2 separate regions of the Homo sapiens genome follow, and region 2 is linked to region 1. Evidence: chromatin loops called from intact Hi-C (ENCODE). Cell type or tissue: HCT116. All regions are shown on one strand.

Region 1 (5,000 bases):
GGAGAGGCTAGGCAGCTTGCCCAAGAATAAGAGGCTGTGCTGGCTTGAAAGTGAGGCATTCAGACATTAGTGTCACATGCTCTTAATCGCTCCACAGCACCATCTCCTTGGATCGGAGTGATTTCCTGGAGCAAAGGTAATCTGATCTTATTCACACAGGAGCAGGCAATAACTGCCTGAGTACAGAACTCCTATGAGGCGATTGGTGTTGGAACCCTGAGTAGTCTAGTTACATAACCAGCATAACCCTTGGAAAAGCTGTCGCATAAGGGAAGGCTGCCTCTGGGACTAGAAGAAAGACTATGCCAAGATCTGGTTCTGCAATAGATGAGCTGTTTGACCTTGGGCTCAACGCTTCACATTTAGGCTCTGATTTTCAAAGGAAGTTCTTGGGCTGGGTAATCTCTGGAGATCCTGTCATGTAAGCAGCCCCTGCCAGCACTCCTACTGGGGAGTGATTACCATAAAGACAAGGAAAGTGTTAAGCAGGTTCTTGCACCTCCCAAAGTAAGTAGCAAATAGCTGTTTGGGTGTCCTGAGGAGTTCTGAAAACACTGGGCCTAGTTGCCTCCTGCTTCATCTTGCACCATATGCCTGAAGCTAGTGAATGAATAAACATCACTCGTGGCTATTTCTGGATGCTCAAGAAACTTTGAAAAAAAAAAAAGAATTATTATTTTTGAGGAGAGTATTATAGAAGACCCAGGGGAAGACAGGGTAGGGAGGAGAGTGAGGATTCTCTTTGTTGTGATCCTAGAATTCCCATTAGGTGGACTGGAAATGCTAGACTTACCATTGTTGGACTGGAAATGCTAACATCCTGAAACTCTTAGGACCTCTGCATGAAGAATTGTCCTGCCCCAAATGCTCTTAGCACCCCCACTGAGAAGGAGTAAAAGAGTTTCTCACAGTGGAAACACTGCGAACCTCTTTATGCATTTTTCTGAACATCAGTCAATAATCCATTAACTCGGGGAAGCTGAATGCTCTTCATACAGGAATCCAAAATAAATTGACAGATATCCTCTGGGAAGAACTGTAGAAAGGCTCTGTGGGCTTGAACAAGGCATTTCATTTCCTTGGGCCTCAGTTTCTTTATCTTTATAGCACTAACATTCTATAGCTTCCTAATTTCTCTCCCCAGAAAGGAGAAATAATTTTTAAACACAGAGGCTTAGAAAGAGTTTGTTTTCCAATTCGGGGCATGCTAGGTACATGTACTGCAGTTAACCAAAATGCACATGGTAAAGTTTAAGCCAAAAGAATGCAGAATCAGGCCGGGCATGGTGGCTCATGCCTGTAATCCCAGCACTTTGGGAGGCTGAGGTAGGCGGATCACAAGGTCAGGAGATCGAGACCATCCTGGCTAACACAGTGAAACCCCGTCTCTACTAAAAATACAAAAAATTAGCTGGGCATGGTGGCGGGTGCCTGTAGTTCCAGCTACTCAGGAGGCTGAGGCAGGAAAATGGCGTGAACCCGGGAGGCGGAGGTTGCAGTAAGCTGAGATCGTGCCACTGCACTCCAGCCTGGGCCAGAGAGCGAGACTCCATCTCAAAAAAAAAAAAAAAAAAGAAAAAAAAAAGAATGCAGAATAAAATTATCCCAGAATATTTTTAATAAGGTATGATCTTAATGACTTAGCATTTTTTTCTGGAAATATATTTGAATTTTATCAGAACTAAGCACCAAAAATTTAGGCAAGGTCATGGAAGGCCACCCTTTTTACTGGCTAGACTTGAATAGAAATCTACTCAAGAAAAGAAGTTTGTTAGGGAATTAAAAAAAAAGGATAATTCTAAGTCATGGGCAAGGTGGAAATAATCTAGCCAGAAAATATATTTGGGGGTGGTACTAAGGAAAAGCAGTGGCTCTAAGAGGTATTGCCCTAGAGCGGGGCATGGTTATTGGAATATAAAGTTGAAAATATGATTACTCTTCTATCTTCCTCTTCTTCTTTATGGCTGAATCACTCCCAAGATAGTTCTTAGCAGGTTTTTATTTATTTATTTATTTATTTATTTTTATTTTTGAGACAGAGTCTCACTGTGTCACCGAGGCTGGAGTGCAGTGGTGTGATTTCAACTCACTGCAACCTCCGCCTCCTGGGTTCAAGCGATTCTCCTGCCTTAGCCTCCCGAGTAGCTAGGACTACAGGCCTCCACCACCATGCCTGGCTAATATATATATTATATATATATATAGTATTTTTAGTAGAGACGGGGTTTCACTATGTTGGCCAGGCTGGTCTGCAGTTCCTTTTTTTTTTTTTTTAAAGATACTTCTTCATTCTTTCGAGGAAGTTATTAACTGCTTTTGTTTTGTTTTAGTTTTTTGGTTTAAGATTCTGAAGTTAAGAGGAAAATCATGCAACTAATCTGTTCATGCTTTGGAAACTTGAACTTCATGATGTTGGATTTCAGCCTTTTTGCTTTTGTCTTATCCCTTTAGAAGGGATCTGTTTTGTTTTGTTTGGCTTTATACTGTCGTTCTGGAAGAACTCAGAGCTTTCCATTGCTGCCCGTGACTTATGGCCTGTGTTACACCCATTGGTTTCTGTAGGAATGATGACCCAAGAAGCTGGGAATGTGACCGCAGAAAATAGCAAAGCAATGAGGAAACTGGTTATGACCATAGGATTAGTGCCCTGAGGGTCCAGGGCAGAAATGGGTGTTAACAGCAGAGAAGCACAAGGCTTCTGCACCAGCCTACTGCTGGCTCACATTCAACACTGCCCCTATTGCTCCCAGCAGTGCAGCAAAGAAGACAAAGGAACCCATGCTTGCTGGGCCCCCTGCAGGCCAGGTGCTTCCCATACATTGTCTCTGTTGATCATTTCACCTGCCGTGTGAGCAAGGCATTATCCCCACTGAAGCTTACAGAGGTTAGACTCGTCCAAGACAATATATTTTGGCTTCAAACTGACTTCTGTCTGTTTCCAAAAATATTTTTCATGTGACTTATTTTTGATGTATATAAACTTATAGACAGTTCTTGAATTCTTGTCTATGTGAAGCACATATTGTGTGAAGTATTTGCATGGGGCCAGGCGCGGTGGCTCACACTTGTAATCCAGCACTTTGAGAGGCTGAGGTGAGCGGATCACCTGAGGTCAGGAGTTCGAGACCAGCCTGGCCAACATGACAAAACCCCGTCTCTACTGAAAATACAAAAATTAGCCAGGTGTGGTGGCAGGCGCCTGTTATCCCAGCTACTCAGGAGGCCGAGGCAGGAGAATCACTTGAAACCGGGAGGCAGAGGCTGCAGTGAGTCGAGATTGCATTACTGCACTCCAGACTGGGTGACAGAGAGAGACTCTGTCAAAAAAAAAAAAAAAAAAAGTCTGCATGGTATTGTTTGCTTATATGATGTTTAGAACAAGGAAACGACTGAGGCTGACCATGCTCTGGCTCTGGAGGCTCTCTGGGGATACCTGGAGGAGTCTTTGGGTCACACCAAAACACTAGGATGCAGCCTAATGTGAAGATTACAACTCAAGTCTTGGCTTTGCTATTTAGCAGCTGAGTGACCTTGGGCAAGTTTTCATTGTCTCTCAGCCTCAGTTTCCTCATATATAGCATGGAAATAATACTAGTGTTTCTCTTACAGGATCACTGTGAAAAGAACATGAGATGCCCTTTGCAGGGACATGGATGGAGCTGGAAGCCATTATCTTCAGCAAACTAACACAGGAACAGAAAACCAAATACTGCATGTTCTCACTTATAAGTGGGAGCTGAACCATGAGAACATGGACACAGGGAGGGGAACAACGCACACTGGGGCCTGTGGAGGGCAGGCGGGGGGAGGGAGAGCATCAGGATAAATAGCTAATGCATGCTGGGCTTAATACCTAGGTGATGGATTGATAGGTGCAGCAAACCACCATGGCACACATTTACCTATGGAGCAAACCTGCACCTCCTGCACATTTACCCCAGAACTTAAAATAAAATAAAATTTAAAAAGGACACGAGATAATGTAAGAAAGTAGTTAGCCCATAGAAAGCTGTTACTATTCCAGTATGTATCCTACTACCCACGGTGCCGCTTATATAAGAGCGCCCTCCTGAGGCTGTCAGAATAACTGGGGCGAGGCAGGGAATGAGAGGGGACACCAGGCCTGAGGAGTGAGGAGAACAGACTAGAATGGCTTCCTGACCGAAACTACACCCGCTCAACCCCAGGCCTGTGTAATAGGCACTTCCACTTTAGTGTGAGGGTAAATCCCAGAACACTGAAGAAACACAGCCCAGAGCTGGCATCCTTTTGGCCATTTCCTGAAGTGGAGCTGGATTTCAGAGGGCTGTCTCAAATGACAGTGTCAGCACTAGGAGCTGATGGTTAAAGCTCTGCAAGAAAACAGCATCCAGCATTTTCTTTTGCTACTCTCATGGGCCAACATGAAAGTGCGTAATGATGGACACAGGCTTTGCTTAAGTGGTGAGTCTATCATCCAACCTTTGACTATAATTATGTTGCTCAGATTAGAGCTAAGTAAACACTGGATTTGTTTTTTTTTTTTTTTTACTACGAGCAAATGAATTTTATTTCTTACTCAGCATAGTTGTCCCAGTTTGTTTATTCAACAAACGTTTAAGCGTGTTCTCCATGCGTGGTGCTTGTGGCACTGGGCATTCAGTAGAAAGCTAGAGGCCAGGCGTGGTGGCTCACGCCTATAATCCCAGCACTTTGGGAGGCCGAGGCAGGTGGATCGATCACCTGAAGTCGGAGTTCAAGACCAGCCTGGCCGATATCGTAAAACCCCGTCTCTACTAAAAATACAAAAATTAGCTGGGCATGGTGGCACATGCTTGCAATCCCAGCTACTTGAGAGGCTGAGGCAGGAGAATCGCTTGAACCTGGGAGGCCCAGGTTGCAGTGAGCTGAGATCGCGCCATTGCACTCCAGCCTGGGAAACAAGAGCAAGACTGTCTCAAAACAAAACAAACAAAACAAAACAAAACAAAACAATAAAAAAGAAAGCTAAACCCACAGAG
Region 2 (5,000 bases), 110 kb before region 1:
GACATAATGTAGCCAAGTTTTTTGCTAAGGCATAACATGGGTGACCTTTATTCCTGTTCTCAATAACTCCCTCATTTCCATCTGAGCCTGGCCTTCACTGTCCATATTTCTATCACCATTTTGGTCACAACCATTTAACCAGTCTCTGAGAAGTCCCAAACTTTCCCTCATCTCACTGTCTTCTTCTGAGCCCTCTAAACTCTTCCAACTTCTGCCCTTTACCCAGTCCCGAAGCCTGCTTCCACATTTTCAAATATCTTTATAGCAACACCCTACTTCTCAGTACCAATTTTCTGTGTTAGTCCATTTTGCATTGCTAGAAAGAAGTACCTGAGGCTGGATAATTGATAAAGAAAAGAAGTTTATTTGGCTCGCGGTTCTGCAGGCTGTACATGAAGCATGGTGCTGGCATCTGCTTCCAATGAGTTCTCAGGAAGCTTACAATCATGGCAGAAGGGAAGGAGAGCCAGCATGTTACATGGGAAGAGAGGGAGCAAGAGAGAGAGAGGGGGTAGGTGCCAGGCTCTTTTAAACAACCAGATCTCTTGTGAACTTGTTACCATGGGGAGGGCACCAAGCCATTCATGAGGGATCCGCCCCCATGTCCCAAACACCTCCCTCTAGGCCCCACCTCCATCAGGCATCACATTTCAACATGAGATTTGGAAGAAGGCATAAATATCCAAACTATCAGGAGGCCAGAAGCCAGGCTACCTGGGCTTGAATGCTGCACCATCTCTTTGTAGCTATCTGACCTAAGCAAATGATTTATCTTCTCTTTAGTGTGGCAGGTGCCAATCTCTGGCTGACCCAGTGGTCATTCCCATTCCCTTCCCCCTTACTGCCTTCTACTTTAGAGTCTGGAAAGGTTAAATACCCACTTTCCCATGCCCCTTTGTAGTCACGAGTGGCCAAGTGACACATTTCTTGCCAATAGAACATAAGTAGAAGTTAATGGGACAGTTTCTGGGAATGCTTTTACTTTTTTAATAGAAGGGCAGATGAACAGATATGATCCCTGGAATTGGGATAATCCTCTTATGACCATGAGGGAAAGACCTTGAAAATATCTGAGACACTGGCCCTGGCATCACTGAGCCATGAGCCAGTGCCAGCAGCCACCTACCTCTGGACTGCTCGTTAGGCTTGTTATAGGAGACGGGGGAAGGGGGAAGAGAGAGAGAGAGACAGAGAGAATATAATGTAAGCCACCATTAGTTAGGTTTTCTGTTATTTAAAGCTGAAAACATTTCCAACTCATATACCAAGACTGTTTTCTAATTTTACAAAATAACAGTGTTTACTTCAGTTTTATTGTAAAGATTAAATAAGGTAACAATACCAACATTTGTATGGCACTTATGATATACCAGGCACTGTTTTGAGTAATTTATGTATGTGAACACTTTAAAATCTCACAAGACCTCTGTGTGGTAGACATTATCATTATCTCCATTTTAGAGATAAGGAGATTATCATTTGACCAAAGTCATAGAACTTGTATTAACATATGGCAGAGCCAGTGTTTGCACTCAGGTAGCCTGACTCCAAGGTCTGACCACTTATAATATAAAGACTTAGTGCAGAAGTACAAAGTAGGTACTCAAAAAATGTCAGCAATAATATTGATGATGACCAGGTGTCACAGGAATGCCCAGAAAATGATGCAGGGGCACATTTATTTGAGTTGACTTGGAGGGTAGTTCTTCCGCAAAGTTCAGTCTGAAAATAGAGCTCTACACCTAGAAAAAAATCTTAGAAGCAGATGAGAAACTCCAGGAGAGGAAGGACTTTAGGTTGGCAAGGCTGGAATTCTGGAGCCAACTATCTGATGGCATTCCAGAACTTACCCCATGATTCTTTTCCTGAGTCCTTTTTATCATCCTTGAGTCTTCATTTCCCAGTGGCTATGCTCCCACCATCCTGGGGCCAGGATGCCCTCATGCCCTTGCCCTTCCAAACCCAAGATTTTACCTTTCAAGAACCAGGAACATTTCATTTCTTTTTGGGGGCCAAAACATATCGAACATTTAATATAAAATCTGCCCAGTAGGTGTCAGCATCTATCACAAAATGAGCCATTGTTTAACCCATCCTTTATGTTTAAACTTTAAGATTCAAATCATATGGAATAAAGCTGTTTCCTACTGTATTAATGCTTAGAAGGTTGTAACTCCACTTCCAGCCTTCCATTTTGCTGGACATATGGTCAGAAATTACGTTTCAAACATTTTAAAATGTAGAGGAAACTTTGAGGATAGAAGCTTGCTTGATGAAAAGATTAAGAAAATAATTTGGGGGGAGAGGCAAAAAAGAAAATAATTTTTCTATAAAATGATTGATTCTGTTATCGATTGACATCATTATTCTGTGTATTCAATGATAAAGAAGACACACTGGAAGCCTGGAGTAGGACCTCCCCCTAGAGTAGGATAGGCTCCTGCATGCTATAGGATACTGAAGTTTAGAATGATGCATTTTTGACTACTGGTGTCTTTTTTTGGTAAATGTTGTCTTAATTCTGCTGTTTTCTCCCCAACCTATAGATATTCTTTACAACATACAAGTGTACCTGCATTTTAAGAAAATGGAACATGGAAAAATCTGGATGTACTTAATAGCTCAGTGTCATTGAACCAATATCCATTAAGTACCTATTTTCTGTTCTTTAATGACATCTTGGACAGATCTCAAAGCTTCTTAGTCACAGTCAGGTATTAAAAATCTAGCCTAGTCCGGTGAGAAACTTGAATTTCACATCCAATTCAATGCTCTCTCCTTCTTCCTTAACTTGGGTATGACCAAGGGATCTGCATGGAAGGGGACATGGTCTACTATCTAATTCCTTCCCACTCTGCCGCTTCCGCGTCCTCTAGGATTAAGGAAGGAGGAGAGGCCAAAGAGGGAAAACAAAAACCTCTCTAGGGAAGGAGATCCTGCAGGATCTCTTAATTGCACAAATGCTGCACATCTCATTGGCCATAACTTGCACACCTACGTGCAAGGGGGGATGGGAAATGTAGTCTTTGTTCTGAATGAAGGATTCTGTATCCAAGGCGAGATGATTTCTTCCAGCATAACGTTTTCTGACCACCAACCACCCTAAGCCCCTTCCATGCTGGGGTCCTCTAACCCAGAAGGCAAATGCCTCCAGGGTACCTATGAGAAGGCTCAAGCTCTGCTAATCTTTATGGGTTCTGCTTGCACCACAGGAAATGTAAATATAGTAGCCTTCCTCATCCATAGGGGATATGGTCCAACACCCCCAGCAGATGCCTGAACCCAAGGATAGTATTGAACTTGATTGCCATCAGTTAGAATACATTTTTATTCATGTTTTCTGCCCATATATCTAACGCTTTTTCCATCTTAACTAAGCACTTGTCACACACTGTGGCCACAGCTTTTGCTGTTTGAAGTGCAACAGCAAAACTAGCATGAATTTCTTTTTTTCCTTCTTCTCTTCCTTCCTATCTTCATGGATAGGTTTGTTGTATAATCCAAAGACCATGAGGATGGCTAAATAGTAGAAAGGAGAGCTTTTTTGGGAATATTGGTTTGCAAACCACAAAGAGATACTCTCCAGTGTGGACCAGAGGTGCTCTCCCTTTGAAGAGGGAAGAACAGGTTGGGTTTTATACCTCGCAGGGCCTGTATCACACAATAGAGTCATACGTATTTGGCGGGTTTGAGGGAAAAGCCATACACGTTTATGAGGGGAGCTGAGCATGTGCAATGAGTAAACATATAAGTAACATACCTCCCATGTTCACTTTGGTTGGGGGGAGGGTTTAGCATTAACACAAGGTGAAATTTGGCTCTTTACATCAAAAGGTGAATGATAGAACACAAAGTTTGTGCACAGCCTCTATAAACTGACTGAAACTGGCTTAAAGTCTGTAATTTCTTATCAGAAAAGAATGTTTGGTGCCCCTCCATCCAATTAGAGTTGTAATTAGGCCTGGGTTATAAATCAGAGTTAGGAAGGATCTGATAGCTCCTATTGTTAGGACATTTAGAGGTGGAGGAAATTAGAAATTTGCCATGCTAGCCAGGCCCTGAATCGGTAGGCAACTCAACCCATAGGTAACTTTATTTCCTTAACTTTAAGGTCTGTCTTAGCTAACAAAGGGGCATCTATTTTGGTCTCTCAGATAACAAGTCTTACTTCAGATCTCAGCAACCTCAGCATATCATTTTTTTCTTTTCGTATTAAGTTGAGAACTTTCACCTTTTCACTTACAGGAAGCACTTTATGGCTTTTCCTTAGCATATGTGAATAGCCAGCATTATGATCTTTGCTCTCGTATTCTGGGGCCATTATTAAGTGAGATAAAGGGTTACTTGAACATAAGCACGGCAATACCAGGACACTTGATCTGCTACTAAGTGCCTAATAGGTGGATAGTGTATCTAGCATAGATATGCTAGACGAAGGGATGAGTCATATCTCAGGTGCAGAGCCAGAAGGCAAGAGTTTTCATCATACCACTCAGATGGCGCACAACTTTAAATGTATTGGAATTGTTTATTTCTGGAATTTTCCATTTGATATTTTTGGATTGCAATTGACTGCAGGTAACTGAAACCATAGAAAGTGAAACTGTGAATAGATGGACTACTGTATCCGTGCTTGAGAAGCTTCAGCATCCTTTTTCTAGGACAATTTTGCTACCCTGGGAACATTTCTACTTTTCATTAGGCTTTGGGGAATGCTGACATAATGGTGGTACACCTGTTGAGTTAACTTTTTTGTTTGTTTGTTTTTTGAGAGGGAGTCTCACTCTGTCGCCCAGGCTGGAGTGCAATGGTAGGATCTCGGCTCACTGCAACCTCCACCTCCTGGGTTCAAGTGATTCTCGTGCCTCAGCCTCCCTAGTAGCTGGGATAATAGGCATGTGCCACCATATCCCGCTAATTTTTTTGTATTTTTAGTATAGACGGGTTTTCACCATGTTGGCCAGGCTTTTCTCGAACTCCTGACCTCAAGTGATCCACCC

What was found. A loop is a pair of places that touch in the nucleus more often than their neighbours do. Peaks named below come from ENCODE experiments on the same cell type or tissue, not always from the same donor. Only the 100,000 strongest peaks of a DNase experiment are listed, where the experiment ranks them.
Region 2: a loop joins it to region 1, with 8 times the contacts of the local background. A loop is called at or near these places in 2 of 110 quality-filtered maps.

The regions. Positions count from the first base shown.
Region 1 is chr10:93,744,717-93,749,716 of GRCh38, reverse strand. LOC101927013 (a long non-coding RNA gene) reads left to right here. Exons shown (of 3, transcript XR_246160.5): 3 at 3,610-3,971. Among named protein-coding and RNA genes, the nearest start is that of LGI1, 11 kb to the left of the region's middle. RefSeq lists enhancers at 1-615, 2,962-3,713. In HCT116, CTCF peaks have their summits at 2,790 (motif pointing left) and 4,073 (motif pointing left); a DNase peak (open chromatin) is centred at 2,676; H3K4me3 peaks cover 507 bases; H3K27ac peaks cover 281 bases.
Region 2 is chr10:93,856,290-93,861,289 of GRCh38, reverse strand. No RefSeq gene overlaps it. Among named protein-coding and RNA genes, the nearest start is that of SLC35G1, 35 kb to the left of the region's middle. In HCT116, a CTCF peak has its summit at 2,067 (motif pointing right); a DNase peak (open chromatin) is centred at 2,059.